Linked DNA regions of Mus musculus: regions 1 and 2 are each linked to region 3. Evidence: chromatin loops called from intact Hi-C (ENCODE). Cell type or tissue: gastrocnemius. All regions are shown on one strand. Each heading gives the region's core, and the rest is flanking DNA. Links, peaks and the distances in the headings are about the cores only. Region 1 overlaps Macf1 (microtubule-actin crosslinking factor 1). Region 2 overlaps Macf1 (microtubule-actin crosslinking factor 1). Region 3 has its middle 12 kb from the start of Gm22154.

Evidence for each region. Peaks named below come from ENCODE experiments on the same cell type or tissue, not always from the same donor. Only the 100,000 strongest peaks of a DNase experiment are listed, where the experiment ranks them.
Region 1: it touches region 3 in a loop (4-fold over the local background); 7 of 42 quality-filtered maps call a loop at or near these places.
Region 2: it touches region 3 in a loop (2.6-fold over the local background); 6 of 42 quality-filtered maps call a loop at or near these places.

What each region holds. Positions count from the first base shown.
Region 1 is chr4:123,388,731-123,398,811 of GRCm38, forward strand. Macf1 (microtubule-actin crosslinking factor 1) reads right to left here. Exons shown (of 98, transcript NM_001199136.1): 61 at 9,018-9,177; 62 at 7,183-7,267; 63 at 6,276-6,517; 64 at 5,340-5,546; 65 at 2,321-2,440; 66 at 1,794-1,901; 67 at 389-607. Among named protein-coding and RNA genes, the nearest start is that of D830031N03Rik, 18 kb to the right of the region's middle. In gastrocnemius, for the core only: CTCF peaks have their summits at 3,679 (motif pointing left) and 7,052 (motif pointing left); no DNase peak of the experiment used is centred there; H3K27ac peaks cover 550 bases.
Region 2 is chr4:123,358,381-123,368,461 of GRCm38, forward strand. Macf1 (microtubule-actin crosslinking factor 1) reads right to left here. Exons shown (of 98, transcript NM_001199136.1): 91 at 9,495-9,657; 92 at 7,915-8,069; 93 at 6,893-6,967; 94 at 5,677-5,694; 95 at 2,530-2,647. Among named protein-coding and RNA genes, the nearest start is that of Bmp8a, 20 kb to the left of the region's middle. In gastrocnemius, for the core only: no CTCF peak of the experiment used is centred there; no DNase peak of the experiment used is centred there.
Region 3 is chr4:123,300,438-123,310,518 of GRCm38, forward strand. No RefSeq gene overlaps it. Among named protein-coding and RNA genes, the nearest start is that of Gm22154, 12 kb to the left of the region's middle. In gastrocnemius, for the core only: a CTCF peak has its summit at 5,447 (motif pointing right); DNase peaks (open chromatin) are centred at 5,645, 6,734 and 8,810; H3K27ac peaks cover 3,192 bases.

The DNA.
Region 1 (10,081 bases), core at 671-8,670, 88 kb after region 3:
CCAGCCCTAGTTAGCTCTTTCTTTATCCCTATATACAAAAGGTGTTTTAAATGTCTTTCTCATTTAATTTAACCTTTTGCCATCACCCATCCTGGACTAGAACTTCTCTGTACCGCAGCCTGTCCTCTAGATCATGACCCTAACATTCAGAATGCTGGGAGTGCATGCATGTGCTACCATGCCTGGCTTGATAGCTTCTTGACATATCTTAATCTTTAATCAATTAATATTAAACAATGAAAAATTTAACATGTAATTTCATCATGAAAAGAAATTCTGGTTAGGAATTAACTTAGTAAGTGAAACTGACCCAGTGGGCCTTATAAATGTTGTTTCTCAGTAAGTTACATAGCCCCCCTTCACTGGAGAGAATTGGCATGCTCCTTACCCTCATCTCTTCCTGCTGCTGTCTGAGCTGCTCATGATCCACAGCTGGAGGAGGCAGCTGTGCTATTAACGCCAGTGTTTCCTCAGCCCAGGGGCTGAGCTCTTCGTATGTTTCCCAAAACTGGTTCACTAAGACCTGTGCTCGCTCTAGGCGAGCATAGCGCTCTGAGTTAAGCAGGCTAACAGCTTCATATTGCTGTATTAGGCACTCGGTTTTCTCCTGTGAGACAGATAGCAAAAGAAAAAGAAAAAAAAGAGAAAGGTTTACTATTAGAAACTTTTTTCCCTCAACAACAAAAAATGCAGGTACTTATAAAGGCCTCAAACAAAATTGTACACACACACACACACACACACACACACACCACAAGCAAGTGTTAAGAAACACATGAAATTAACAAAGATGGACTAATGAATAAGTGATTTTTTTAGTTTCCTCTTCATATTTAATTCAAATGTAACTATCACACATATGCATTACTTCTAGAATATGAAAAGTATGAATTTAGCTTTAAAGGTAATAAAACAGCACAAGAAAGACGTAATAAAAATAATCTAGGGCTAGGTGTGGTGGTGTTGCAGAGCCAGGTCATTTCTGGGAGTTCCACAGCAGCAAGGGCTCAATTCCAAAAAACAAACAAACAAAATAACAACAAAACAAAAGACACAAGAATGAGGCAACATTAGCCCAACAAAATAGGCAACCCAACACACTGCCAAGTGCCAGCTTAAAAGAAAAAGTTTCTAAGCCTGGCACTTACTCTTCAGATGCCTAAAAGGAACAGCTCAAATCTTCTTTTTCCCTGAGAAAACAGTGCTGACTGCACACCCTGTGTGGTACTTTTGAAATCAGGTCAAACACAACACAGACTGGTCTGGAACTTGAGACTCTCTTGCTTCAGTCTCTCAAGTCCTGGGATTATAGGCATGCACCACTATGCCCGGACCTAACTAACCAACAGTAACCAGAAAGTCCAGCAGGTAAAAGAAAAATCCTTTGAAGACATTATGTTGTAGTTTCAGTTTCAATTTACCACGATTAAGAAAAGCAGCATGACCTAGGCCCCTAACATGTGTAACAGATGTGTAGCTTGGTCTTCATGCAGGACCCCTAACAACTGAAGCAGGGGCTTTGTCTGCCTGTCTTTGGGTCTCCCTCCCCCACCTGGGCTGCCTTGTCTGGGCTCAATAGGAGAAGCAGCACCCACTCCTATTGCACCTTGACATGGCAAGGTGGGTTGATATGCATGGGAGGCCGCCCCTTTTCAGTGAAAGGGAGAGGAAGAGGAGAGGAAGAGGAGGGAAGGGAGGGACTGAGCGGATAGGAGGGAGGGGAAGCTTCGATTAGGATGTAAACTAAATAATTTATTTAAAAAACCAGCAGCTGAATAACAAGTGCAACTCACCTGCAGTACAGCTTTCTGCTCCTCTCCACATGTGCTGAAGATTTCCCCACGGTGACTGAAGAGCTCATCCATTGAATCTTTGTGTCGAATGATGTCAATGGAGAAAGCCTTTGAAAATGAACTATGATTACATCAGGAAGTGAAAGGACCCTGCTCTGTGCCTGTACTGATGAAATGTCAGACAGGACAAATGAAATTCCTAGCTTTAAAAAGACATAAGGGATATTCTTAACGTTTAACTTTTACCTATCATCTGTGCTTATCTTCAAAACTATTTTTCAATGCTCATCATTTTAGTTGTTCACAAAAACACGTTACTTCCTAAATTATCTAGGAAATCATTAACTATTCTTTCTCGGATTCAAAAGTTTATTTATCCACAAAACAAAACATATTTTTCTCACTGAAGCCAAGTATTTATCGATGAATTTCTACCGTCATTTATTAAACCATTCTACTTAATCTGGGACGGGCACATGGACGTGTCCCAGTAAGGACACGGGAGCGCCTGGCTCTTCTATACTTACCTTCTGCACCTGCAGCTGAGCAGTAGTCTGGTCTTGTTCTAGACGAATTGGACCGAGAGCCATCAGCTTCCGCTTGGTTTCAGCAACCCAAGCTAGTTCTGCATCAGCAGCCTGCTCGTACTAACAGTCAGTAAAAATGAACAGTTACATACAGCCAGCAGCTCTGTCCGGCAACTGTAAACTATCCAACACAGAAAGGCCTGAATTTTCAGAAATATAGTTGTACCTCAAAAGTAAATTCAAAACTGAGAACAATTTCATTAAAAACCATAAACCAAGCTATGGGGGCAGGGGGTTGGAGAGGAGGGCTTTGTGGCTGTGGGTACAATCCCCAGCACCATAGGGAGGACAACATCACTTGGGAGGCTGAGGCAGGAGGATTGAAAATTGTGAGGCCAGCTTGCATTAAACAGGCATACCTTGTCTCACAAAATTAACAAAAATTTCAAGAAAGAAAATAAAATTACAACAACAAAGATATAGAAAAGTTAGAATTCAACTTCTTCAAATGAAGTTATAAAACTTAGTAAAAATAGCCGTTAGACTCTTTCAAAGTGTGCTTCTAATTAGAGAACTTTAACAGAGTGGTGCTCCGTTGACTCTCTCCAATTCGAACACTAAACAGTAGTAGCTTTACTTATTATTTTTTGGGACAAGGCCTTTTGATGTAACTCAGGTAACTTGTGATAATTCTCCTGCTTTAGCCTCCTAAGGGATTACAGGTGTGCACCATCATGCCTAGAAATAGGTGTTTAAACATAAATTTATAATGGCAATGGACAGTTGAGTAGTGTTAAATTGAAAGAACTTGCTTAGATGATGGAATCTAGAAGAACCCCAAACTCAATCACAAAATCCAAGAACATTCTTTGTATAACTGCTGATCATTAGAGTTCTCTAATCTTTATAAGCTTCTCTTCAATTTTAACCACTGTTACTGTAGTGGTCTGAAGAGTTTTGGCACCCCCACAAACTCATGTGTTTGAAAGCTTGGCTCAGAGAGTGTCACTGTAAGGAGATGTGGCCTTGTTGGAGGAAGTGTGTCACTGTGAAGGCAGGCTTTGAGGTTTCATATATACTTAAGTCTAGTCTGGCCAGTGTGATACAGTCCCCTTCTGTAGCCTGCGGATCAAGACACAGAACTCTCAGCTCCTTCTCTAGCACCGTGACTGTATGTATTCTACCATGCTTCCCATCATGATGATAATGGATTAAACTTCTGCAATTGTAAGCCAGCATTAATGAAATGTTTTCCTTTGGGGGCTGGAGAGATGGCTCAGCAGTTAAGAACATTGTTTCTCTTTCAGAGGTTCAATCCCCAGCAACCACATGGTGGCTCACAACCATCTATCCTAGGATCTGGTGCCCTCTTCTGGCCTGCAGGTGCATATGCAGCTAGAGCACTCACATACATTAAATAAATAGGGGGGGGGGGGAATGGTTTCCTTTCCAAGGGTTGCCTTCCCTGGTCATAGTATTTCTTCACAGCAATAAAACCCTAGCTAAGACTTCCCTTTATCTGAAATGCTTAGGAACAGAAGTGTTCTGAATATTTATATAGACATTACTGGTATAACATCTTCTAAATTTTGGAATACTTCACATTTTTGGAATAGAAGGTGCTAAGCCTATATTTAAAGAGAAAAGTAATGAACTGGGCATGGCAGAGAAGGCCTATATGCTAGCACATGGGATGTGGAAGCAGAAGAATTAGGAGTTCAGGGAATGTGTGTTAGGGGACTGACTAGACCACATCATACTGTCTCAAAGCATATGTGTGTAGGGCACGTGTGAGGAATCAGTTTTCCAAGCATAATACAGTGTAACTGAAGGTAACTGGTGGTGATTAGGAAAAACCTAAAGACAAATTGGGAATGTAGCTGGAATCAAAAAAGTCTTCATAGTTCAGAAAACATCTGTTTATCACTGTGAACCCAAGGGGTCATCCAGTCATATATGTGTGTGTGTGTGTGTGTGTGTGTGTGTGTGTGTGTGTGTGAGAGAGAGAGAGAGAGAGAGAGAGAGAGAGAGAGAGAGAGAGAGAGAGAGAGATGTTATGGCATAGTATTAAGTGCATGACCAGCTGTGTGACAGTGATGTCTTAGGAAGATGATGAAGATGTGCCCCGCCTCTCCCCAACCACCAAAGCGGAAGGAAAAAGGGAAACATGACACCTGTGTTTACTAAGAGTCCCTTTTGGCTGGCTGTGCTATTTTGGTTTACATATTTGAAAGTAATTATAGTTCTTGGTATCTTCCCCTTTTCCATCTAACGCTAAAATAGTGGTGCTGCAAACTCCAACTTTCAGCAGGCAGAGGCAGGTAGAGTTCTGTCAATTTAAGGCTAAGATGGAGCTACACAGTGAGATCCTATATAAGGAAGGTGGCAAGACAGGGCTAGAGAGATAGTACAAAGAGGTTAAGAGCTCTTTCAAAGGACCTGGGTTTGGTTTACAGAACCCATGTGTTGGCCCTCTTCTGGTTTCTTTAGTATTAGGTATAAACATGATGCACAGATATATACAAACACAACACCCACACATATAAAAGTAAAACAAATGAACAAAAACCCAAAAACAAATAAATTTAAAAAATAGCTTTAACATAGGGCTCTTCTTGCAAGTTTTTTCTCTGTACCAAGTGGTTGAGTATTTTGGTCCTAATCTGGATCAAAACTCTTCCAAGTGTTTACCTTATTTATTTATTTATTTATTTATTTATTTATTTATTTGGTTTTCCGAGACAGGGTTTCTCTGTGTAGCCCTGGCTGTCCTGGAACTCACTCTGTAGACCAGGCTGGCCTGGAACTCAGAAATCCGCCTGCCTCTGCCTCCTGAGTGCTGGGATTAAAGGCGTGCGCCACCATGCCTGGCTGTGTTTACCATTATTAAAGTATGTTTGTTCTATTTATTTTGATCTCATTATTCTTCTTGAGCCTGTACTTATGTAGGTTATAGCACTGGACACCACATATACATCCCATGACCTAAAACACTAGCACATAGCATTATAAACATTACCTGTTGTGATCTCTGAATAGCAGCATCAATTTCATCTACCCTTTGTCCAACAGTGTCACTGATCAGTTTGTACTGCTCGTTGGCATCAGACACAAGTTTATCCAGTCCTTCTCTGGCTCTCCAAGGCACCAGCTCTAGGAGAGCATGGCTCACCTCATTCACTGTGTCCAACACCAGCCTGTGTTCCATGACCTCCTTCTTCAGTTCCTAAGGAGGGAAAGGTTTTCAGGCCACACCTTGCTAAATTAAGCCCATCAGCAGCAGTGTGTGCTGGGGGGTTGGGGGAAGCCTATCTCCAGCACACATCCCAGCAGGGCACTGACCTCCTTCCTTCAGCTCTTTTTTTCTCTGCCTCACATTTTCAATCATTTTGAAACCTGCCTGACTTTCAGCTTAGCTGCTGCTTATTTACAACTGTCTGCAAGATTTGAGTCACACTGTCTGTGTAAAAACAGTGTTTCTTTCTTTCTATTCCTTAATGCTCTAACTAGGGGCATTTAACATAACAAATACCCACAAAGATTTCTGTGCATCAAGAACTGCTTTTGATACTGCAGCAGAATTAGAACTAACTACGAAGCACCTCCCCCATTTAATTCCTTCCCTTGCTTTGTTCTTGTTCTTTTTCTTCTAGTGCCCGCATCCATCTCCCTCGCCTCCTTTTCACTTGTCTTCTGGTCTCCAAACAGTGCCCCCTTTAGAGAATGAATGGTGGAGGTGAATTATAGGTGACACAGCAAGCAAACTTAGAACCTAGAAATTGACTTCTTTCTTCTTCAGACAACAGCCTTATCTTTATGTAAAATCTTGTTGTCATGAGTACACAAGAGAGAAAGCAGGAGTTCATTTGGTTTAGTTCTAAGGTAAAGGTAAGGAAATATGATACAGACAAAGATGAAACTTCTTTGCCTGCTGCAGTATAAAATGATGGCTTACCTTCTGTCTTTGCTGAAACTGGGGTATTTGCTCCCCTGTGGGAGACTGTCCTCCACTGGCTGCCAGCTCCTCCTCCGCCTCCCTCAGCCACCCAGTTAGTTCCTCATATGTAGAGTGGAACTTGGTGGCCAGCTGCCGGGCTTGTTCTAAAGTTCTGAGGGCCTTGGAGCTAGTGAGAGTGATGTCCGCATAGCGGGTCTTTATCCCATCCAGCTTCTCCTGGATAAGCAGTACCTCCTCGCCTGTGAAGAACAGCAGCCACTGTTCACACCAAGGAGCTCTCAGCACGGAGAGGAAAGGAGCCTTTTAATACTGTCTTTAAATGAGAGCTTAAATTTCATAGACTCTTGCTATGTCCTGACTTCACCCAATATCCCAAACTGAGGGGAAACTGGAAATGGAAATGAACCCTTAATCACATAAACTATTTGTGAGATCAAGCTTGAAATCCAATTGCAGGGGTTTCTAGATGTTTCTGAAACTTTACAGACAATGCTGATATTCAATATATTAGGAGGTAGGAGGAAGTGCCATCTATAATCAGATAGAAGACAACTAAGTAGTTTTCAAAAGGTTTAGCAGAAAATGAACATGTGACCTGTTTCTGTGGAACACATACAGCAATACAATCAGCGCATGTCAAGCTCCCACAGGCCAGGAGGACTGGTCAGTGCTGGGTGCTTATGGTCTTTAAGGCTGACAAGATGGCTTAGAGGACCTGGATTTGGTTCCAAAAAGCATATGGTGATTCATATCAACCTGTAAATCCACTTCCAGGGGACAATGCCCTCTTCTGGCCCCTGAGGGCACTGCGTACAGATGTGGTACACATATGTGCATACAGGCAAACCACTCAAAACATAAAACAATCTTAAGGAGATGCTAAGAAGTATACTTTTCAAAGTACCTGTAGTTTGTTTTAGAAGAGCCTGACCATTTTTTATTGCTTGATCTACATTCTTCTTTCTATTAATAATCTCTTCATTTAAAGCCTGAAAGGAAAGAAGAGCATTAATTTCAAATCTATGGCATAAGAAAGGGAAGCACTCTGAGCGCTTTAAAAGGACAACACCTAAAGAGATCCATTAGCAGCTCAGTTTAAAGTCAGATAGTTGATTCCTTTCTGTATCTCTGTGGTTACTCTGCTAAAGACAACTAAGAAATGCTCTATAGGCAAGCTCTCTTTCATGCTGGATGGAAAAGATTTAGGGTGAAATCGGCTTTACCAATCAACCGATATCAAACTCCAACACAAGAAGTTTAGAAAGGAAATACATCAAAAATGCGCGTTGTGTCTAAAATAGACTTCATGAAGCAAACTAAAACATGGCTGGAGTGAAGAACAGGGACTGCTCTTCCAGAGAATCTGAGTTTGATTTCCACCACCACGAGGCAGCTAGCCTCCACGTCCACACAGATCTGACATGCACATATACACACAGACACATAATTGAAAAAAGATCAAGGGCTGGAGAGATGGCTCAGTGGTTAAGAGCGCCAACTGCTCTTCTGAAGGTCCTGCGTTCAGATCCCAGCAACCACATGGTGGCTCACAACCATCTGAAACTTCTTCTGGAGAGTCTGAAGACAGCTACAGTGTATGTACTTACATATAATAAATAAATAAGTAAATCTTTAAAAAAAATCAAAACAGACATATTGTATAAGACAATACAGAATGTCTTGGATTTCACAAATATTAAGTTACAAGTACACGATGAGATTATGGACACCATTCAGATATATGTGGTTTCGTTACAGAATGCTCTCATCTACTCAAATGAAAACCTACTGATCCATTGATGTACCTACCCAATGTGCAACTGAGATGGACCTGCCTCTTACCTGTATAATGTAGAATCATTAGTTCACTTGTTAAATACGAGTATTTATTCATGGACCTATCCAAAAAGGACTAGTACTTGGCAACAACTCAACTATGTATATGTATAAATATTCTATGCACACAATAAAGCTGAAGTGTTTGGAATGAAGGGGAAAAAAGAAATTAAAAGAAAAAGAAATGAAAAGGAACACATATCAGAATGACAAAATAATTCAGTAACATAAGAATGAAAACACAAATACCAGGTGGTCGGCATGCTGTTTCTGCAGGACATCCTGTCTGTAATCCTTTACGAACACTGTACTGAGCTTGTCCTCAACCTCAGCCAGCCAGTTGAGCACCTCCACCTCATCCTCCCCGAACAGCCTAGCATTGAACAGGGCCTGCTCGAGCAGGGATGCTTTCCGACAGCACCGGTCTTGAATTTCACTGTATCGGGCCTGCAATGAGTCTAGCTTTTCTGACATGATGCCCTGCTCTGCCGGACATGTCAGGGAGGAGAGGGACTGCCCAATTTTAACTGCCTGGTGCACATCTGTTGCATGGTTTTCTATTTCTTCCTCTAGAGCCTGGAAATCCAGATGGAAAAAATGAGTAACAAAAAAGTAAATGAAAAACAAACATGAAACAATGAATAACAAATAACAGAACAAATTAAAATAAAAATTCACCTGCTGCACAGCAAAAACAATATGAGAAGTAACACACAAGCTGCTCCTCTCCCCTTTGATGTTCAGCTATTAGTCAATGTCTACTTTACTTCAACCCAGTGTAACTTCTCCAACTAATATGACCTCATCTTAAACTAAAAACTCCACAAAACATCTTCTAGAGAATGCTGCAGTTTTTCAGTCTCTACCTCTGGCTCTGTTTCATCTATGGCAGCACTTTCCTACCTTGTGACGAATAATCTGCTGGTGTATTTTGGCAGTCTGAGTGCCAACAGGTTCCGAGTTAGCAAGCTTTTTCTCTGTGACAGATAAGAAGTCAGAAATAGGCTCAGCTGTCTCATGGAATTGTTTAGCCAGAACCAAGATATCTTCCAGCTGTTTTTGCCTACACAAATACACAGAACAAGTTGCTCAGGCAGAAAGTCACATTACGAGTCATGTAGTATTAAAGTCAGTAAAAGGGCAGTCTTTACCAGGCATGGTTTAAGTGCTCATAGTAAACAGATACACATAACTAGGTGGGATGACTTTGCAGTCATAAAAGTTTCACAGCATCATTTTCTGGGAACCTTCTCTAAGGTGGGCAGGATTATTATCCCATGATTAAATGAAAGCTAACCCTGATGTCTTAGACAAAGACTTCTCTGACCCCTCATGAGCAGTGGCAGGCTAAGGATGGGAGGAGCTCTTCTAGCACTCTCCCTCAGACCACGCCGACACATGTCAGAATGGGGATATATCATGTGCTCCACCTAAACCCAGGGCCACAAGAAACAGGACACAGTGAAAAGGAGCCCCAAGTCAACTGTTTTCATGTCTTACTCCTGTATGTGAGTTAAGAAAATGTGTGAATAGTTTACTCCTGTGAGCTAAAAGTCCCTCCCCAGTTTCAAAAACCCAACTAGGCTTCTGACAATTTCAAGTCAAATTTAAGACAAGCACACGTATACTTTATAGGTCATTTGGAATCTTAAATTCTATATAATGTCCACATTAAACTTGGGTTTTAAGTATACCATAAATTAAAAAGGAGAGAGGAAGCTGTCTTAGATTTAAAAACAAACAAAACAGAAATAAGCAACAGACCTGTATGAGCACCAAATTAGTAATGAAAGGTCTTAACACCTTCGAGAACAGACTGAATGACGACCATTTTAAAAGGTCTAGTACTGCTGGGGCATGCAGCTCAGTAGTAGAACTTGTGACCAGCATAGATGAAGTCCTATGTTCAATCCTTGGTATGGAGGGGTGGGGGTGGGTGGGGGCAGGATTGTGTGATGTATTTTAGT
Region 2 (10,081 bases), core at 983-8,982, 58 kb after region 3:
GGTTCCAATTCTAGATCTTCTGGATTTTGCCTTAAATAGCTGGACTTATAGGCAGATGCTACCAGGCCTAGCAAATAACCTGTCTTCTTGAAGCTCATGTCCCTCCAGCCCACTGGCCTTGGGTGTCTACTTGTGGCACTGTTTTCATGTGACAAGAAAGTACACTGATGGCAGTTACTGAAAGCTGCTGCTGAGTTCTATTTCAGCCAATGAAGAGAAACTGATCACTGAGCTCCAAGAAGGCATTCCTGTAGAGTTGGGGCACCTTACCTTGCTCTGAAGGATGAAGACCAGGGTTACCAAAGTCCACAGAAAATAGCTACGAGATTGCCCTCCCAAATCTCCTTGGAGTTCCAATTGTTACAGAGTAAATAAAGGTAAGCAGGCAGTACTCTCCCAGCCAGCAGCATGACATACACGTGTGAACAGAGCAGGCAGCAGACAAGCAGGCAACCACGGGCTGTAACTGCCACACGCAGCGTCGCTGTTGCTTAGTCTGACCTGATACACCACAAGAAAAATGCGACCATAACAGAGTTGTACAACATTTTTTTTTGTTGTTCTTACAGAGAAAAGATAAAAAAGATATGTATATTGTTTCTTATTTAAAACAGTGAAAAGGTTTTAAAATTAATGATACTGGTTCATGATATGATTAAATATTAAAATTGACAAAACCCTTTTAGAATTTATTAGAAAAGGTACTGTCAAACCTAACTTCTGATGGGGGCTGGAGAGATGGCTCAGCAGTTAAGAGCACCGACTGCTCTTCTGAAGGTCCTGAGTTCAAATCCCAGTAACCACATGGTGGCTCACAACCATCTGTAATGAGATCTGATTCCCTCTTCTGGTGTGTCTGAAGACAGCTACAGTGTACTCACATATAATAAATAAATCTTAAAAAAAAAAAACAGGGGCTGGTGAGATGGCTCAGTAGGTAAGAGCACCCGACTGCTCTTCCGAAGGTCCGAAGTTCAAATCCCAGCAACCACATGGTGGCTCACAACCACCCGTAATGAGATCTGATGCCCTCTTCTGGTGCGTCTGAAGACAGCTACAGTGTACTTACATATAATAAATAAATAAATAAATAAATAAATCTTTAAAAAAAAAAAAAAAAAAAAAAAAAACAAACAAAAAAACAAAACAAGACAAAAAAAAACTCCTGATGGGAATTATTATTACTTAACCATGGTTCTGGCTTGCTGGAGTAAGTGCAGAATGAGTTAAATTTATAGCTACCCCAGCACTCATGTGAGAAATGTATACACTTTGGGTCTCTCTAAATCCTTCAGCACAATAAAAAAAACCACGTACAGGGTGGTGGTAAGGACAACCTGCTTTGGAGCCTAGCTGGTTCTGACTTCAATTATTGCCTGGCTAATCCTTCAAGTTATTTAAATTTCCACACCTCAAGTTCCTACTCTATAAAATGGAGATAACAGAATCTATACCTCATAAGCTGGATATGGATATGAAATGCAATTGTGCTATTTTTAAAGTGCTTATATAGAGGTAATTATGTAGACTAGTATTCAAATTCTGTGGATACCATCTCAATAGAAACATTTTATACCCTGTCAATGTGGGATTGTTGGAAAAGCAATGGTTTGGTGATTTTAAGCATTCACCAAGGCAGCAGATATCACAGAGCCAAGAGATGTTACAGTTTAAGCAAAGCCATTCTCAAAGGACCAGGGTGTAGGGGAAGAGGGACAAAGCATAAAAGCCAACCTATGGGAGACTGACTGGAAACTGAAGAGCTGGAATCAGAGCGCTTTATTTTACTCCCAGGATGATGAACTGGAATAAAAAAGATGTAAACACACAGACAGAGACAGAGCAGGATCCAGAGAAACTAGTCAAGGCAGACAAAACAGCTGGGCCTCCTGTGTCCCCGCATGCAGCTCTCCTCACAGGAAAGAGGACTGGTGGTTTCTGGGCAGCTGGGATTCAGCCATTTGTCTCCTGCTGCAGCTGAAGCTACTATCTGCTCAAACTACACTGAGGGTCTTCTGTTGCCTGGGGGTGGTGGCTGATATAAGCCCTTTAGAGTCCCCTACTTAGAACAGTCACTAGTCCTATGCATGGTAGGGACTTAGCGTGCGCTGAGGCTCGACGAAAGAGGAGCTTGGAAGTATACACAAGGCTTTGGTCTAGGTTAGTACCATTGTCACACCCTAAATGTAATGTCACACCAATACAGTTTTTTCCTGTTTTGGAGATGGGCTTTCATTCTAGCCTTGAACTTGCTATGAACCTGAGGATGAGTTTGAACTCCTTATCTCCTGCCTCTACCTCCCAAATGTGAGAGCCCAGAGACACCAAAACTCTTAGTTCTCATTTCATTCTTCTCTGACAGCTTCTTCAGATTTTTGTACCTGAAACCCCGACCTAATGGGTGATGGGTGGGATAATATCAGACACCTTAATAGGACAAAAATCAGAAAGACCCCCTTCAATGCTTCCTGGAAATCGGCATGGACGGATTCCATCCTACCACGTCACCCATGGTAGGTGCTTCCTTACCTCGGCAGGGGTCATTTTTCACTAGAAACTCGTCCAGGGCCATCCATCCTCCACCAACTCGGACCATCACAGTGCTGCGCAGAATACGGACCAGCCGCAACTGCTGAGAATCTCCAAACTGGAATCAAGGGGAAACCCAGTTAGCGAGAACACCTTAATGTACACTTACAACCCCAGTCCCCTAGAAAGCAGACTGTATTCAGGAATGACGTGATAGTGGGAAGAATTCTGAACTTGATTTTATATTTTTACATTGTCATAAAAAGGTTAGCAAGTAGAAAAGCAGAAAGATTAAGCTAAGAAGCAATGTTGTAAAATCTTTCTGCTGGGGTAAAGTTAGCTCCCAACGGCCACACTCTGACTCCTGTCCCAAGGGTAAAGGAGGAAAGATGGGTTTGATTTGTTCACTTGGAGTCTTCTGAAGACCCTGCCCAAGTGAGCACTGCAGTCTTATGATGTTTATCTCCTTTTTGTTTTTGTTTTTTCGAGACAGGGTTTCTCTGTGTAGCCCTGGCTGTCCTCGGGCTCAGAAATCCACCTGCCTCTGCCTCCCAAGTGCTGGGATTAAGGGCGTGCGGCACCTCTGCCCGGCTATGTTTATCTCCTTAAAGAAGGGGTCACCTTCTGAATACAGTGTGCTGGAGAGTTAAGAGGACCCCAGTGAAGACTAAGTCAAGCGTTAGAGAAACTCGTGCGAAGCGTCCTCATTCCGAGCTTCACAAGCTTAGGAAGAATGGAGTCTCTTCGTCCGTCCGGTCCTTACAAGCACACCCTAAATGTTCTGACTGTGATGTCACCAAGGGAAAAAGTCAAGCTGAACACACGATTAGATAGAATTAAAAGTTTAGTTGAAGAAACAGAAATTTAATCTCTTATCATGATTAGAAACGGTTCAATAATTATTCTGGACCTTAGAACAAATATGATGAGCTTTTATTGTCTCTGTTCCTACTGCCTATTCCCAGTTAACCTTAACAGTTGGAGCTTCCCTTTGTATAAATTGTCCTTTCCCCAAAATGAAGAGGCAACAAAAGAGAAGCAAACCAAGATTCCAAAACAAACACCAACCCAAGCATTAAAGAAATGGATTCCTAAGGTTATTTAAGGAGAATGTTGGGGGTGGGGAGGTAAAGAGAAGGACTTAACCTCTTAATTAGGATTTTCAAAGTTATAGGAGAGTCATAACTTTGAAACAGGGAAAAAACCTGAAATTGCAAGAAAGGATGTTTGAGGAGGACATACAGCTGTCCTTCTCCGTAGGCACTGTGTGCACTGGAAGAAGTCTGGAAGGTGCTTTCTCTTCCCTTCCCAATTACTTCAAAAGTTAAATAGTCTCACACCATTGTCTCATACAGCACTTAAATGTGCACACAGAGTGGCCAGACTGACACCAGTGGAGCAGTGTCAACCCTTCTCCAGCTGCATGGAAAGAGACTTTCTGAGAAGGAAGCTCGTCCCTGCCTTGGGGGGAGAAAACAGGTTCTGGGGATGACTGATGGGCCTCAGGTGACCTCAGGTGACCACAGGTGACCTCAGGCACGAGTCTGGGTCTTCTCTGGATAGCTAAGGAACAGAAAGCTATGCACCGGCATGCTTCCCAGGGTCAAGAAGGGAAGGTTACTTTTTTCTTAGAATACTACACCCTACAGCTTGCTATCCACTGATCTCATGGTTGTTTTCCTTAATATCACCCCACAGCTGTCTGAAGGATTCTAAATTGTTTGTGTTGAGCTGCAGAAATCCAAGGTGGCACTTCAGGTAGTGAGACTTAGCTTAGAGGCTGTGGGAGAGCCAGAGAACTCAGAGGCAGAGTTTTCATGCCACCGTTTCTTTCTCTCACAGGAACTGAGGGTCTAAGGACATTAGCTGTATGAGTGTGACCTGTGATCCGCCCCCCAGGCCTCCAATACTACATATACAAAATGGACTTCATAATTCTACTCACAGTATTAGAATGATTCATCAAATCCTCCCCGGGTCAATGGAGCAGTGGAGGAGGGTGTTAGTGCCCCATTAAAGGGACCCCAGTAGGTACAGTCATCGAAGGGAGGAGGCATGCTGGGCACTTGACTACAATCACCACTGACTAGTCTCGTAGTATTGAGAGCAGACTCTATGGATGCGCAGTGCAAGTGCTCGATCACTAAGATACACTATTAACCCTTTTATTTTCAAAGATTCAAACAGGGACTTGTTAAGTTTCCAGAGGTGGTTTCAAACTTGCCTCCCGAGTAGCTAGGAGCATAGGTCTGAGGGAGGTATCATGTATAGCTTGTGATGGTTTACTTAAAGCCAACTTGACTGTTCTCAGCTTTACATTTTTCTAGCCTTTGTTCTTCCCACTGGCCCAGAATATTACTGTAGTTAGTAATTATTGGAGTAGCTAAAATTTAACATTGATTGAGGATTTCAGATTAACTCTTCGTGTTTCTAACTTCCTGATAGACAGATTGATTTTACTCATGCAACTTCCTTTCACATCTGAGAGACAGCACCCAAGAACCCTCAAGAGATCTCCAAGGTTAGAGTTGCCAAGTGGAGTCTAGACTTCCCTCTAATTGAAGCGCATCTCATTTTGACCGGTTGACTATAATCTTAAAATGTTAGGCAGAAGTCAATTATGTTTTCTGTACATCTCAGACCTCTTTATAAATACCTGTATCTATTAAGTTAGTTCTTAGATAATATTAAGGTTATTTAGGGATTCTGACTCAAGTATATATTACAACATTTCTATTAACTATTAAAAGACTGGTAATGAAACAGAACCGTGCCAATGGTATTTTTGACCCCGAATACGGAAGTGTAAGACTGTGTCTTCACAGGTGAAATGGGCTGATGTCAGAGCCTCAATTTTCCCTGAGTCATAACAGTTATAACTCAGTACAGTTATAGCTCATTGCCTTTAGCTAGCCCAATTTGGAATGGAAAATTTCATTGTTGGCGTTTTAAAATTACAAAGCTGTATCTTTTTGCTGTTAAGATAGCTTTGTAATAAAAGTCTGCTAGTAGTTTCTCCACTTGGCAAGACAACCCAATGTGACCCAGGCATGCTTCCAGTTGTGTCCTTTCCCCAAAGCAAAGATCAGGCAACACCAGCTATAAAGACCACATCCACCAAGAAGGACATTGCAAGGCACACTGTACCTGATTGCCGAGGAAGAACTATAGACAGTAAGAGTAAAGGATGCAGGGAAAAAAAGAGAACATTTTTGTCAAATTAAAACTAAAAAAACAGCGATTTCATCACATTACCAATCTAAGTACACACAACACAGACCACATTTTTCCTGGGCATCTGCCACAGGACAATGATCTTACAAAGCCTGAAAACGGCCATCTAAATATTCTTTGCCAACCAGAGGTTTTTTTTTTTTGTTGTTTTTTTTTTTTCCTTAAAATTTCAGGGTCCCTTGACAAGCTGATGCATATAGGAGTCCTGGTTTATGTCTCTACTACATCCCTGACTCTAGTCCTAAGAGATGCTAACATTTAAGCATAGTTTCCTGTTACTTCTGATTATACCCAACAAGTCTTTCCAGGGAAGATCACTGAGCCCGGCTCTCCAGGGCATGTAGGTTCCAGTTGTAGCCTAACTCAGCACAGCAACACTAGCTATGTGTTGGGGGCTTTCACACATCGTCTTCTATTAGCATGGGAGCCAGTAGGCTCACAATGACCAGTTCTTGTGGATAAACCATCACTCTTTTTTTTTTAATGGAAAAAAATTAAAACAGAACAAAAAGCCCAAAAAACAAAACAACAACAACAAAAAAGAAAATGTATATGTGCACAAACACACCAGAGGACAATTTTGGGGTGCGTGTTTCCCCTTTAGGACTTGAACTCAGGTTGTCAGGCTTGGTGGCAAGCACCTTTATATACTGAACCATTCCCAGCATCCTGATCCATGCTTTTTAAAAATATCTGAGACATTTTTGTGATATGGCCTTGGTTAGCTGCGACTCACTATGTAGAGTTGGTCTTGAACTTGCAATGGTGCTTCTGCTTCTGCCTTTGCCTCCCAAGTTCTGGGATTACAGGAAGAATCTCAGACTCTGCTTCACAAGTCCTTTAATAAAACTGTTTCTAAAGGCACCTAAGGTTTTGCTCAGCAGTGAGATGAGGGCTATGAAATATTTTCTACCATGTCAACTATAAGCTACAGTCTACCTGGGTAATAATGGTAGCTTTTCAGATGGAACTACACAGGGCATGAAACTTGACACCTAGGGATGAAGGCCTGGGTTCTGGGCCTCTGGAGGCAGCAGGAGGGAACAGGCAGCATGAGCTGCTCTGCTGTGTGTCAGGATGACCCCGGAGGCAATGACCTCCACAAATGGTTGGCTTTTCTCTTCCTTACCCGGTATTTATTCTCTCCAATCTGTTCCACTTGGAATCTTTTTGCACACTTGCACTGAGCCACTTGTCTTGTGACCTGTTGGTTGATAAAGCAAGAGTGTAAGAGCAGAGAAGAGCTTTTTGTTTTAAAATGTAGAGAGGCTACTCATTACATTTTAAACACTTTGCCTTTTTCTTTCGGAAACAGGTTCCCATTCTCAGGCCCTGGCTGTCTTGTATTTGCAATGTAAACTAGCCTAATCCCCAACTCAGAGAGATATGCCTACGTTTGCCTCCCAGTTTCTGGATTTTTTTTTTGTTTTGTTTGTTTGTTTGTTTTGTTTTTCAAGACAAGGTTTCTCTGTGTAGCCCTGGCTATCCTGGAACTCACTCTGTAGACCAGGCTGGCCTCAAACTTAGAAATCCCCCTGCCTCTGCCTCCCAAGTGCTGAAATTAAAGGCATGTGCTTGGTTCATTTTAGGCTTTTAATACATGCATTAATCTTTTATTTGAAATAGCCATAACCCTACTTGAGATAAGAGATACTGAGAAAAAAAAATAGCAGATGAAAAAAAAATTTCACCATTGCTTCAAAATTCTTTAGAGGAAAGTGCTAATATGGATCTATCAAAACAAATTATGAACTGAGCAAAATATCTACCTAGAAGCCTGAAATTCCCAAGCGATCAATCTCTTTCCATATTTATGTGGTTCCAGGAATTGAATTCAGGTCATCAGGCTTGCATGGCAAATACTTTTACCCACTGAGCCACCTCAACAGCCTCATGAGAATTCACCCCTTTATGCTGCATCTGAAGTCCCTCCATGGATTGCACAGTACCGCAAACCTAAGTATGAGAGTTGGACCCATGCTCAAGACCAAGCTAGAACTCAGTAGTCAAAGGCCCCCTAGAGCTTGCTGAAACAGCATCCGAAGGCTAACCTGAAACATTAACTCTAAGTGATTGCTTCCCAAGATGATTCACATGTCTACATTCAGGACGGTATAAAGCTAAGGTCAAAATACTCTAAATTCTCCATACCTCATCTTCAATCTTATCTGCATCAGTTGTTGGCCGATAGGCATCCTTGTTGGGATGTAAGGCAGCCACAAATTCATAGTAGTCAATGTAGCCATCCCCATCTCTGTCAAAAATGTCGGCCACAGCTGTCATCTCTAACTTGGTGGTTGGGAACTCTGGGGAGAAGAGAACATGATTTGAAACATTGAAATACTACAAAGTGTGGAGCAGACTCAAGGAAAGGCCATCCAGAGACTGCCCCACCTGAGGAGCCATCCCATATACAGTTACCAAACCCAGACACTATTGTGGATGCCAAGAAGTACATGCTGACAGGAGCCTGATATAGCTGTCTCTTGAGAGGCAAATACAGAGGAGGATGCTTGTAGCCAACCTGACTACTGAGCATAGGGTCCCAAATGGAGGAGTCAGAGAAAGGACTGAAGGAGCTGAAGGGGTTTGCAACCCCATAGGAAGAACAACAATATCAACCATCCAGACCCCCACAGAGCTCCCAGGGACTAAATCACCAACCAAGGAGTACACATGGAGAGACCCATGGCTCCAGCCACATATGTAGCAGATGGCCTTGTCGGGCATCAATGGGAGGAGGGACCCTTGGTCCCAATACATGTGGCTGGTTGGAAATTATACACAATACCCAAAGAAAAAGAACTATACCTTGATTTTTCTTCTCCTAAAAAACAACACATATCTACTCTGGAAAACTCAGGAGAAAATACATTTTAAATATATAAATCGTTGGCTCAGTGGGTAAGAGTACCAGCTGCAGTTGTAGAGGACCCAGGTTTAATTCCCACCAATGTTGATTCACAATCATCTACAACTCCAGATCCTGGGGACCGGATGCCCTCTTCTGACTTCCAAGGGTATTTATTCAAGCATATAAACACATAGGCAACAACCAACCAACCAAACAAACAAAAACCCTCATACATAAAATATAGTGAATAAATCTAATTTTTAAAAAAGATACAAATCATTTTTAAAAATGTACCACCCAAGCATTAGTCAAGTTTTTAATATTTTATCAATAGACCCCTGACCTTTTTCTTTTTGAGTCAAGGTCTCATACAGCTCAGACTGGCTAAGGATGACCCTCAAGTTCTGATCTCCTGCTACCACTCCCCAAGCGCTGGGATTACAGATTTATACAAGCATAACCAGTATACGAGGATCAAATCCAGGGTTTCAGAGCTCTATCTCTAAAGCCGCCCCATTCCCCCTACCGCTATTTAAAAAATAAAAAAATCAGACTTCAGAGACAGTAAAAATATAATCAATATTATTGCCATCTATAAAATTATCACTTGTGTTAAGATTTATTTATGCCAGCACTGTTGGATGCTTAGAATGTCATTGCTCTGGAACAGCATCCTGTCCTGCCGACTTTACAGTCATGTTTGAAATCTTTTTATTCCTAGCAAAATGAGATTCTTCCATCCATGAAAACAGCAGACTACATTCAGCAGGGAGCTTCTCCAGTCTTACCTGAGAGACTACTTTGCCAGAATGTTATAACTTCTACCAAGTTTGAGGAATCCAGGTGTAACCTTTGTATAGAATAAAAATGTACTTACTAGATGCTAAAATGCCATCGATAAACTCCTGACGTGTTATCTTCCCATCCTGGTCCTTGTCAATACGCCGGAAGAAATCCATGACTCGAGATTTTTTATGATTCATCCAACGCATATACTTTTTCCTCCAGACATCAAAGTCAAAGTTGGCAAATTCTTTCAACTAGAAGGAAGGCAGAGGTGCAGGTAAACCCTGCTGTTTTGGATCCAGAGCATATCTAACTTCTCAGTCATTCAGTAAAGCCATGCAGGCCTTCTGGGGGCTGGGGGGGCACCAACAATGCTATCTACATGTTGTCTCATTGTAGAAGCACATTTGCCTCCTTCACTTAAAGCCATGGTTGTTTAAACAAGCTGTGATGTAACAGAGGAGCAAGAAAGACAGTAACTGAACACAGCTCTGGAAGATAAGACGCACTCAGAACAAAAACAGGGAAAGCCAGTCTTGCTTTCTCTTTGGACTTTTCCAAGGAACATCTACTTAGATGTAAGGGATGGATTCTATCTCAAAGGGAAGGTCTCAGCACCCTCTCTTCTGCTGTATGGGAAGGCACTGTAAATACACACAGGACCCATATCAAGAGGCT
Region 3 (10,081 bases), core at 1,373-9,372:
AACCACCACATGAAGGCTCATAGCTATCTGTACAGCTGCTGTGTACTCAACATAAAATCTTTTTTTAAAAAAAGGTCATCAGAGGTTTGGTTGCATTTCTGCAAAGTAGGTTTTACTGAGCAAAAAGATTGCAGTGTTGTAGGACTGTCCTCTTGGAGCCTGCAGGGGAGGCTGTTTCTTCCCCAGCTTCTAAGGCTTATGTCATTTGCATGTGGCCCCTTAGTCTTTAAACCTGGCAGTGGGCAGGTGAGTCTCCCTGAGCCTGCCTGAGTTTGGTTGTGTTCAGTTTGCCCCAGCTCTGCATTTGGGTACTGTGCAGTACTGTACAGTGCAGTTGAGTCACTGTGACTCCCGGAAGCTTAGGACTGAGATCTGTCTTCGGGCCTTGTAGCAGCTGGTCTAACTACTGAGTTTCCCCCAGAGAACACTCGAATACTCTGACCCAGTGTTTCCTCTTGTCTCTGATCAGCATTTTCTTGCTTTGCTGACATTCAACTCTTAGGCATATAATTTCCTTCCTATACCTATGGGTAATCGGGCTTTTTGGATACACGTTTGTGTAGCTAGTACATGTACATAAGGGAATAAGATTATTTTCCACTCAGCACCAGTCGAAAGGAAACAGTAAATGCCCCATTTACTCTTAAATTCTTAAATTTAAGAATTTTAAATTTTTTACCGGATGCTTAATGACTCTTACACAAAACAGAGGAATGTAAACACAAAGACTGGCCGGAACTGGGCAATAAAACAACTGAGACAAAGTCAGCTCTATCTAAGGTCAGCTGTAGTCTTAGAAGCCAGGTGTGAGGTCTTTACACTCCTAGGGCAAGGGCTTCCACACCCAAGTCATGGTTCTAGTTAGGGAGTTCCGTTCTAGCTAACCATCTCATGAATAATGCAATACTCTAAAGCCACAGCCCAATCTACTTCCTAAACCATTGTAAATTCCTGTATATGACTTGGCTTTTATTCTAAGTGATAGTGTAGTACCAGAGGCTATTCTGAATGTCACTGAACAGGCAACATTCTTCCTGAATTCCAAGCCCATGCTCAGCTCAAGGACTTTCTAGGACGTTGGAACACTGGTGAAGGCTTAGCTATGTCAGAATTCAATCTTAAAAGGCACTTATAATAAGATAATACTAAAAGAGAGCACGTGGATCCATACACCAGACTAACTCGGGAATAGGGTATGAGTATATGGGTTAATAAGAACGCCAAAACTCCAGGAGGTGAGCTTCCGTGAAACTCTTTGCCTCATGAGCGCTTCCAGGCCTCACAGCCTGTCAAGCTGACTTGACCAGAGTGCGTCCCTTGAGGCAGTACATGGAGTGGACTCAGAAATATCTGCTGTCACTTGGTAGGGCAAAGTTATCAGGCTTCATTTTTGAGATTATTTTTCCCCCTCACAGGGTCTCACTGTTGTAACCTGAAACTTAAGATTCTCCTGCCTTAGCCGGGGGCGTGTGCCTTTAATTCCAGCACTCGGGAGGCAGAGGCAGGCGGATTTCTGAGTTTGAGGCCAGCCTGGTCTACAGAGTGAGTTCCAGGACAGCCAGGACTACACAGAGAAACCCTGTCGGAAAAAAAAAAAGAAAAAAAAAAAAAAGTGATTCTCCTGCCTCAGCCTGTCTGATGCTGAGATCACAAGGCCTACATCATTATGCTTGCCTTTCAGTCTTGTTATTAATAATAGTGAGAGCGTCTCATCCGGTAGCCGTGGCTGTATGGAACTTGTGATCCATAGGAAAGCCTGACCCTGACCCGGAAGGCGCTGCCTCCTGAGTGCTGGGATTAAAGGTGTGTGACACTGCCCATCTTATTTATTTACTTATTGTTGGTTTTTCAAGACAGGATTTCTCCGTGTAGCCTTGGCTGTCTCAGAACTCACTTTGTAGATCAGGCTGGCCTCGAACTCACAGATCCTGAGTACTAAGATTAAAAGCACTTGCTACCACTTTTTTTCTTTTTTTAAATAAAGACTACCTTCCACCTACTGTAAAACCAGGCTAGAGAGCTGACTCGGTGGTTAAGAGCACTCGTTGCATCAGAGGGCATGGATTTGATTCCCATCACCCACATGGTGGCTCACACATTCTGTCATTTCACTTCTAGGGTATCTAATACCTTCTGACCTCTGTGGGCACCAATAACACAAGTGGTAGGTAGACATACATGCAGGCAAAACAAAAACACCTGTCCGCACACTAAAGATTGAAAACCACGCCAGGAATTCTACAGTGAAATTGCTTCTGCTTCTCACCCCCTCCAGCTCATGGTAGGCCTGCCTGGTTTCTTTATGCTTTTCATCACTGGAATAAAGTCCAGGACAGGAGCGACTCAGGAGGAAGGGATCTCTGTTTCTCACCGCAGGGAAGGCATGCTCATGGTGCAGGAGCACCCGATAGGCAGAACCAGGGGCAGGCGTCACCTTCAAAGGCGACTCAGTATGGCGGAGTCCTCATAACCTAAAGATTCCCCCCACAACCATGCAAACCGTATTAACCGATCCTGGCAAATCCTTAGGTTTGGTTTTGTTCTTTTCAGATACAGATATTCTTTTTGAACTTTTGTTCTTTCGTGTAGCGGCTTCTGGAATTCAGTCAGCATCAGGTCTTGGCTTCCTTGCCCTTTCCTAGTCCATGGGTAGACTGACTATCACCGATTCACCCAGGGCCCTGTGCATGGCCTTGCAGGCAGTGGCTGTTCTAACAACGCACATTTAGAGGTATATTTAGCCAGAACTCCCCCGAGAAGCTCCTGATACCAGCTGGACATAGGATTCTAGCTGTCACCCAGTGAGTTTATCAGGCTTCCTTACAGGGCATAGGTGATGCATTACTGACATGAGGTGGCCTCAGACAGCTGCAAGAGAGAACATAACAAGAATGGATGGTTTCCCCACAGCCATAGAGGTGGAGTGTCCCCCTCCCCTCTGATAACCACTTTTCCCAAGCTCCCCAACTCCTGAGACCCTGAGTCCACAAGCCACATGCAATTAGGGCAGAATTGCATACAAATGGTGTGTGTGTGTGTGTGTGTGTGTGTGTGTGTGTGTGTGAGAGAGAGAGAGAGAGAGAGAGAGTTAATCTTCATGAGGGTGGCCTTGAAATGATCTTCCAAGTCCGCTCCAGATTGAAGGTGATTGACTCTTGCAGCTGATTTGATAATAAATCAGAGGGAGGTCATAACACATCCTACAGCAGTCTTCAGGGTAAATTCCTAGAATTAGAATTACTGGATCAAATTACTGCAAAGACACAGGCTATAGTGGTCCATGCTTTTAATCCCAGCATCTAGAGGAAGAGGCAGGTGGATCTCATTTTGAGACCAGTTTGGTCTACATAGTGAGTTCCAAGTCAGCCAGGGATACATAGACCCTATCTCAAACAAAAAGATTTATTTTTAGTTATCTGTGCTGTGTGTATACATGTTAGTGAGTGTGGGTGCCGAGGAGGCCAGAAGAGGGCGTCCGCGCCTCTGGAGCTGGGGTTACATGCTATAACTTTACTCTGCTTTTGGTACTCACTGTGTAGATTAATTGGTCCCAAACTAGCAGGAATCCTCCTGCCCCAGCCTCTCAAGTATTTTAGGTATATGTGGTGGTTTGAACAGGTTTGACCCCCAAAGACTCATGTATTTGAATGCCCATGGGGAGTGGCACTATTAGGAGCCATGGCCTTGTTAGAGTAGGTATGGCCTTGGAGGAAGTGTGTCACTGTGGGGGAGGGCTTTGCAGTCTCCTATGCTCAAGCTCTGCCCAGTGTAGAGTCCAGTGTCTCCTCCAGCACCACATCTGCCTGCATGCTGCCATGCTTCCAGCCATGATGATAATGGATCTATAAGCCAGTCCCAAAGAATTGTTTTCCTTTTTATGAGCTGCCTTGGTCATGGTGTCTCTTCACAGTAATAAAACCCTACCTACGGCAGTGTGCCACCACCATCTTTAAAGCATTTAAAACTTTTTATTTTATTTGATACTGTGTGTGTGTGTGTGTGTGTGTGTTTGTGTGTGTAAGCAAGTGAGTGCAGATGCCTCCACAGGCCAGTGGTATCCAATCCCAGCACCACTGGGGTTACAGGTGGTTCTGAGCCATCTGATATGGGTACTGAGAATCAAACTCAATCCTCAGCAAGAACGTTATATGCTCTTACCTGCTGACCCATCTCTCCAGCCCCTTTCCAGCTTAACAGTTTAGTGCCCATGTTGGAGCTGGGCACTAAAGCCACCAGGCATGCTGTATACACAGATGCACCACCAACGGAGCTAAATGTTTAATCCTAGATCCTGTGTGTCTTTGTGTATTAAATATTGTGTGATATCTGAGGCATACAGATATTTCTCTTGGTTTATCAGGCTGTAGTTTTTATTTTACTTTGTTTATAATGTACTTTTGCTGTGTAAAGACTTGTTTTTAGGGACTGGAGAGATGGCTCAGTGGTTAAGAGCACTGTCTGCTCTTCCAGAGGTCCTGAGTTCAATTCCCAGCAACTACATGGTGGCTCACAACCATCTGTAATGGGGATCCAATGCCCTCTTCTGGTGTGTCTGAAGACAGCAACAGTGTAATCACATACATAAATAAGTAGATAAATCTTTTTTTAAAAAAAGTTTTATTACATTAAAAACAGGATTTTTAAAAGTTTTTTTTTAATATTTTATTTATTTTATGTGTATGAGTACATCATAGTGGTTGCTGGGAACTGAACTCTGGACCTCCAGAAGAGCAGCCAGTGCTCTTAACTGCTGAGTCATCTCTCCAGCCCAATAAAACTTTTTTTTTTGATTTGGTTGTTTTGAGATAGGGTTTCTCTGTGTAGCCTGACTATCCTAGAATTCACTCTGTAGATCAGGCTGGCCTCAAACTCAGAGATCTGTCTGCCTCTGCCTCTCAAGTGCTGAGATTAAAGTTGTGAGCTACCACCAGCTTGTAATTAAATTTTGTTATCATTTTTTAAGACCTACTGTGTATCTCTGGATGTAGACTAGGATGGCCTTGAACTCACAGAGATCTGTCTGCAAAGTGCTGAGATTAAGGGTATCGCCCCCTAGCTATTGTTTTTGTTTGTTTGTTTGTTTGTTTGTTTGAGACATGATTTTATATAGCCCAGGCTGGTTGGAAACTCACTCTGAAACAGAGAATAACCTTGAACTCCTGATTATCCCACCTCTATCTCCTAATTTCTGGGGCTATAATTATCTGCCTCCATTCCTGGTTTTGTTTTTTGGTTGACTGGTTTATTTATTTATTTGTTTGTTTGTTTTGGTTTTCGAGACAGGGTTTCTCTGTGTAGCCCTGGCTGTCCTGGAACTCACTCTGTAGACCAGACTGGCCTCGAACTCAGAAATCCACTGGCTGGTTGACTGGTTTTTAAGGCAAGGTCAAGCTTTGTAGTTAGGCCAGATTATGATATACTTGCAGTTTTCCAAGTAGCCTCTAGATGGCAGTACTACTCTGCTGAGAGCCTCTGTCCTGTCCCATAACTTCTACGTTGTCCCACTTCTATGTTGAACTTGTCTCTCAGTGAGTCTTCCATCTGATGGCGCTATGCTTTCCTGCACTTGTCCAGCTGTCTGTCTGCCTGTGGTGTTCAGTGGCTCCTACACAGGCCCTTTAGACGTCTCAGATCAAAGCCACCCCAGTCCTCCTCCATACTTCCTTCCCACTTCCTGTTTAGTAGACACTACCTCCTAGCCAGCCAGCATGCTGCCCAGGGTCCTGGGGCTCTTTCTTGGCATTCATCTGGGCCCAGCTGGCTCTCCACCCTCCCACCCTTACCACACAATCCTCCAAGGTACTCTTTCTGTCTCCAATTAGAGCAGAATTGCATACAAGTGTGTGTGTGTGTGTGTGTGTGTGTGTGTGTGTGATGTGTCATGATGCCTATGTGGAGGTCAGAGCACAACTCTGGAGTTGGTTCTTTCCTGTCACCTTTATATGGGTGCCAGCATAGTACTCAGGTCGCCAGGCTTGTTCAGCAAGTGTTTTTATCCTCTGGGCCATCTGGCCAGACTTCCACATCTTAAATTCACTTTCTTTTGGTTGTTGAGACAGTCTTATGTAGCACAGGCTGGTTTCAAACTCACTATGTAGCTGAGAATGGTCTCATAGTCTGACCCCCCCCCCCCCGCCCCCAGCTTCCTGAGCCAGAGAAGGACGGCTGGTGTCTTGGGCGGCGTCTCTCACTGAACTGGAAGCTCAACGTTTCAGCCAGGCTGCCTGGGCAGCAATCTCTTGGAGCTGCCCATCTCCCCGTCCCCCAGTGCTGAGGCTACAGGCATGGGTGCTGGGCACTCAAACTCCAGTCCTCATGCTTGCGGTGAGAAAACCGCAGGCTCTCTACAATCATCACTGGGGCCACTCGTTCCCACTAGGTTATGAGTTCCCCCAGGGGTGGGACCTCGACAGGAGTTCTCATTACCACACAGCTAGTATTTTGCTAAATAAATGAGAAGAGAAGCCAGTGTTAAAAGATCAAAAGAACCCTCATTAACCTGGTTCACCCGTGAGGAAGGACCAGCTACCACATCTATGAGGCTAATGCACCCCAGAGGCTGAGCCAACCTTCAGCTGCTGTAGACAGTTTGCACTGACACACTTCAAGGGCTGGGAGCAGAGTGCAGGGAGCCCATGTTCGTTTCCCCCAAGCCCCTCGAAGGCCAACTTGGCCCAGGCACCCGTGGCTTCCAGTTCTTCCCGGCTTGGGAAAAGCAGGCCGGCTTGATGGTGGGCGCAGGTGTTTGGAACAGTCTGAAGTCTTGTAGCAGATGGAGGACGCCCGCCGCCTGCCCCTGCCCTAGCTGGAATCCTTGTGCAGGCTCTGGAGAAGGCATTCTGTAGTCAGGTTCCAGGTGGGAGGGGAGAGTCCCTGAGTCAGCTTTTCCTGTGTTCCTTCTCTGTCACCCCTGACCTCACTGCTCTACCTGCAAAGGCCCAGAGCGGCAAGAATAAGAAGCAGAAGCAGATGGTCGTCGCTGCCTGGAGGGAGGACAGTGGAGGAGGCTGTGCTCTCTCTGTTCACCTCTGCTTTTGACCCTGAGAATTCAGGAGGAGGAGGAGGTAGCTTTACCGTACCAGTGTAAAGCAAGCTCATATGGTCTGAACCCAACCCGGGAGTTGTGACGCACACCTTTAATCCCAGCACTTGGGAGGCAGAGGCAGGCAGATTTCTGAGTTCGAGGCCAGCCTGGCCTACAAAGTGAGTTCCAGGACAGCCAGGGCTACACAGAGAAACCCTGTCTCGAAAAAAAAAAAAAAAATAGCCTGAACCCTTCAGCTTGTTCAAAAACAGTTTCTCTGAAATGCTGCCTGGCCTGTCTTGCTCTGGACACTTTCTTAGGTGTGACAGGGGCCTGGGAGACAGCACAGGTGTCTCCTCCTTACCATGAGCAGCTGTGCCTAGCCACTGGCTCTCCCAGACATGGGCTGCCACAACCTGTTTTAGGCCATCTAGGGCTCCTGGACAGTTTCTGTTTTTTGTTTTTGATAAATAAACTTTGGTTTTTGTAGTGACCTCTAGCTAGGTCCCAGCGGTGGCAGCTGGGACAGTCCTGTCCCTCCTGCTGCTGAGACCTTAGGGAGACAACCAAGTGCTCAGTGCAAGAAATCAAAAGTGGGCAGGGGCACCTCTGTTCTCCTGCTACCAAGCAGGCTACCAGACTGGCGGGCCAGTTTCTGCTCTCACACACTGGTGCTGTGTCTCATGGGTGACTATAGTCAGGCTCACAGTGAGTCCTCTCTTCCTTCACCCACGGACCCGCACCAGAATTCTTCACCACAGGGTCTCCAGGGCCCTTCTTTTGCCTTGAGGTTGAATTTTGGAGGTCATTAGAAATGGTGGTGGTATCTTAGGTAATGAGATTTGTTTTTGAAAAGATGAACAAATCTTGGAACTGGAGAAACACACACAAGCCGATTTGGTTCCCATGCTACCCTGCCCCAAGTCCTGTCTGGAAATAGTCTAGGTAGGCTGGCCTCACTCCCTGATTTTGGCCAACCATGCCCCTCATGGAATTTCAAGTGTGTAGAGGCTGAGCCAGGAAACCCTGCCCCCACCTGCTGCAGTGTCCGTTTTGAAATCTAGAACCTGTGGGTGGGGCTACTGCTCTCAGGATGTGTTCTCATTTGGGGTCAGGCTTGGGATAAACCTGGAGGCGAGGAGAGTACCCTGCTGCTCCTGCCCTGGCAGGGCTTTTGGTTTTTGTCTTTTTTTGAGACAGGGTTTCACTGTGTAACCTTGGCTGTTCTGGAACTCACTGTGTAGCTAACCTCAAACTCAGCAGACATCTTCTTGCCTCTGCCTCTTGAGTGCTGGGATTAAAGGAGTATGCCACCACCGCCTGGCTCAACCTGGATGCTTAAAACAATGTCTCTCTTGTGGCTGGTCAGTTACAGTGGTCAGGACGGGCAGCTGTGAGTCCAGCTACTGTGGGCTCCTGTGAGGGTCAAGAGAGAGGATGAGAACAGAGGCCCCTGCCATGGCTGACTCCAGGGTGACATGTGGCCAGGTAAAGCAGGCTAGACCAAAGGCCCCCAGGAAAAAGGGTCATACAGCCCTGTAAAAAAGAATGACAATGGACCTTGTCTCAGGGTCTCCCTGATTACCCTGGGGAAGTCAGACTGAGGACAGGGGTCCTTCAGTGACTTCTCCAAAGTTTTGCCACTTGGCCTCTCTGTGATCCTTATATTGTGAAGCCTCCTGAGCCTAAGGAGTGAGGCATCTGCCTTGCGTTGTCACCAGATGTCGTCTGCAGAGTTCTACTGTAACTCTACTTGTCCCAGATGCTTGGGGGGTGAGGGTGGAGGTGGGAGCTGGCCTCAGAGTTCCTGGGCTTGTAGCCAACCTTGAGACCATGCCCAATGGGGCCAGGGCACCTGGGGCCCACTGAGGAGCCCGCCTTGTGGAGAGGAAGCCGAAACCAAGGCAAAACTGCTGCTAGAATTTGTTTTCAAAATTCAAAAATATTTAATATCATAAAATCCCAAAAGAAGAGAGACTGGGTGTCAGCACTGTCTCAATATTTATTCTATTATATATTGAATAAATCAATTCACCAGCAGTGTACAGTCCCACCCTAACTTTGTAAGCTACCCACAAATCCTGTGTGGACATGTGTATATGGGTGCCGTGAAGGGACTGGGAGGATTATCATTGCTGGTTATCCAGTGGAATTATGAGATTTGTAGTCTATTCTGTTAAGTTTTACATTTTAAATGAACTAATTTTTTTTTACATTATATGTAATGTTTTGTAAGTGAAGAATTTTTTTTAAAGGCCAAATTTCTGCTCAAGCTTTACCTCCTACTAAAAAAGAAACTGTGAGTCTCTTCACCTTCATGGGGACACAGTGTGCACATGTCCACTAGCTAGATGCAGGAGGGCAGCAGGTTAGGGCCACACCTGCCATCTCTTCAGAGACCCCAGTGCTACGGTCTGGTCCTTTTTCTAGGCAGGCAAGGTGCAGGGCCATCCCTCACTCTGAGATATTTTGGGGTAAACCTAACTTTGTTGTCAATACAACAGCAGCAGGGTACATTCTGGGGGAAGGCCGACATTTCTAGGAGGGGGGGCCAGGGCCACACTGCCAAGTCCATGTGAAATGAGATGCTGTCTACTTCCCGAACCTTCACAGGCGGTCGGTGAACACAGCTGAGCCTTGGTGATGGCAGCTCTGCTCCACTCCAAACCTGTGCTCTCTGCTTCTCTTCATGTAAGCTATAAGGCGTTTCTCCAGTGGATCCCCCACTTTCCTGCATCTGGGCACCGGAATAGCACTGTACTCGGATGTGCAATGCAGCAGTTGTGATGTCATGAGGGTAGGTCACCCACACAAAAGGGTCCCACAGTGCCTTTGTCTCCTGTGGTCCTCTCTTACTGCCCTCGGTGATGGTCGACTTTGCTTCTAACATGTAACCTGAAGGGTCAGAGGTCTTTGAGACAATGCTGACACCCAGGTTTTCTTCTCTAAGACCTTTTCAGTTTATGACTGCCTGCCTGTCTGTCTGTCTGTCTGAGGCCTAGGAGGCTGTGACTGACAGGCATTCGCTCTGCTGTGGGATGAAGTCACACAGTCACC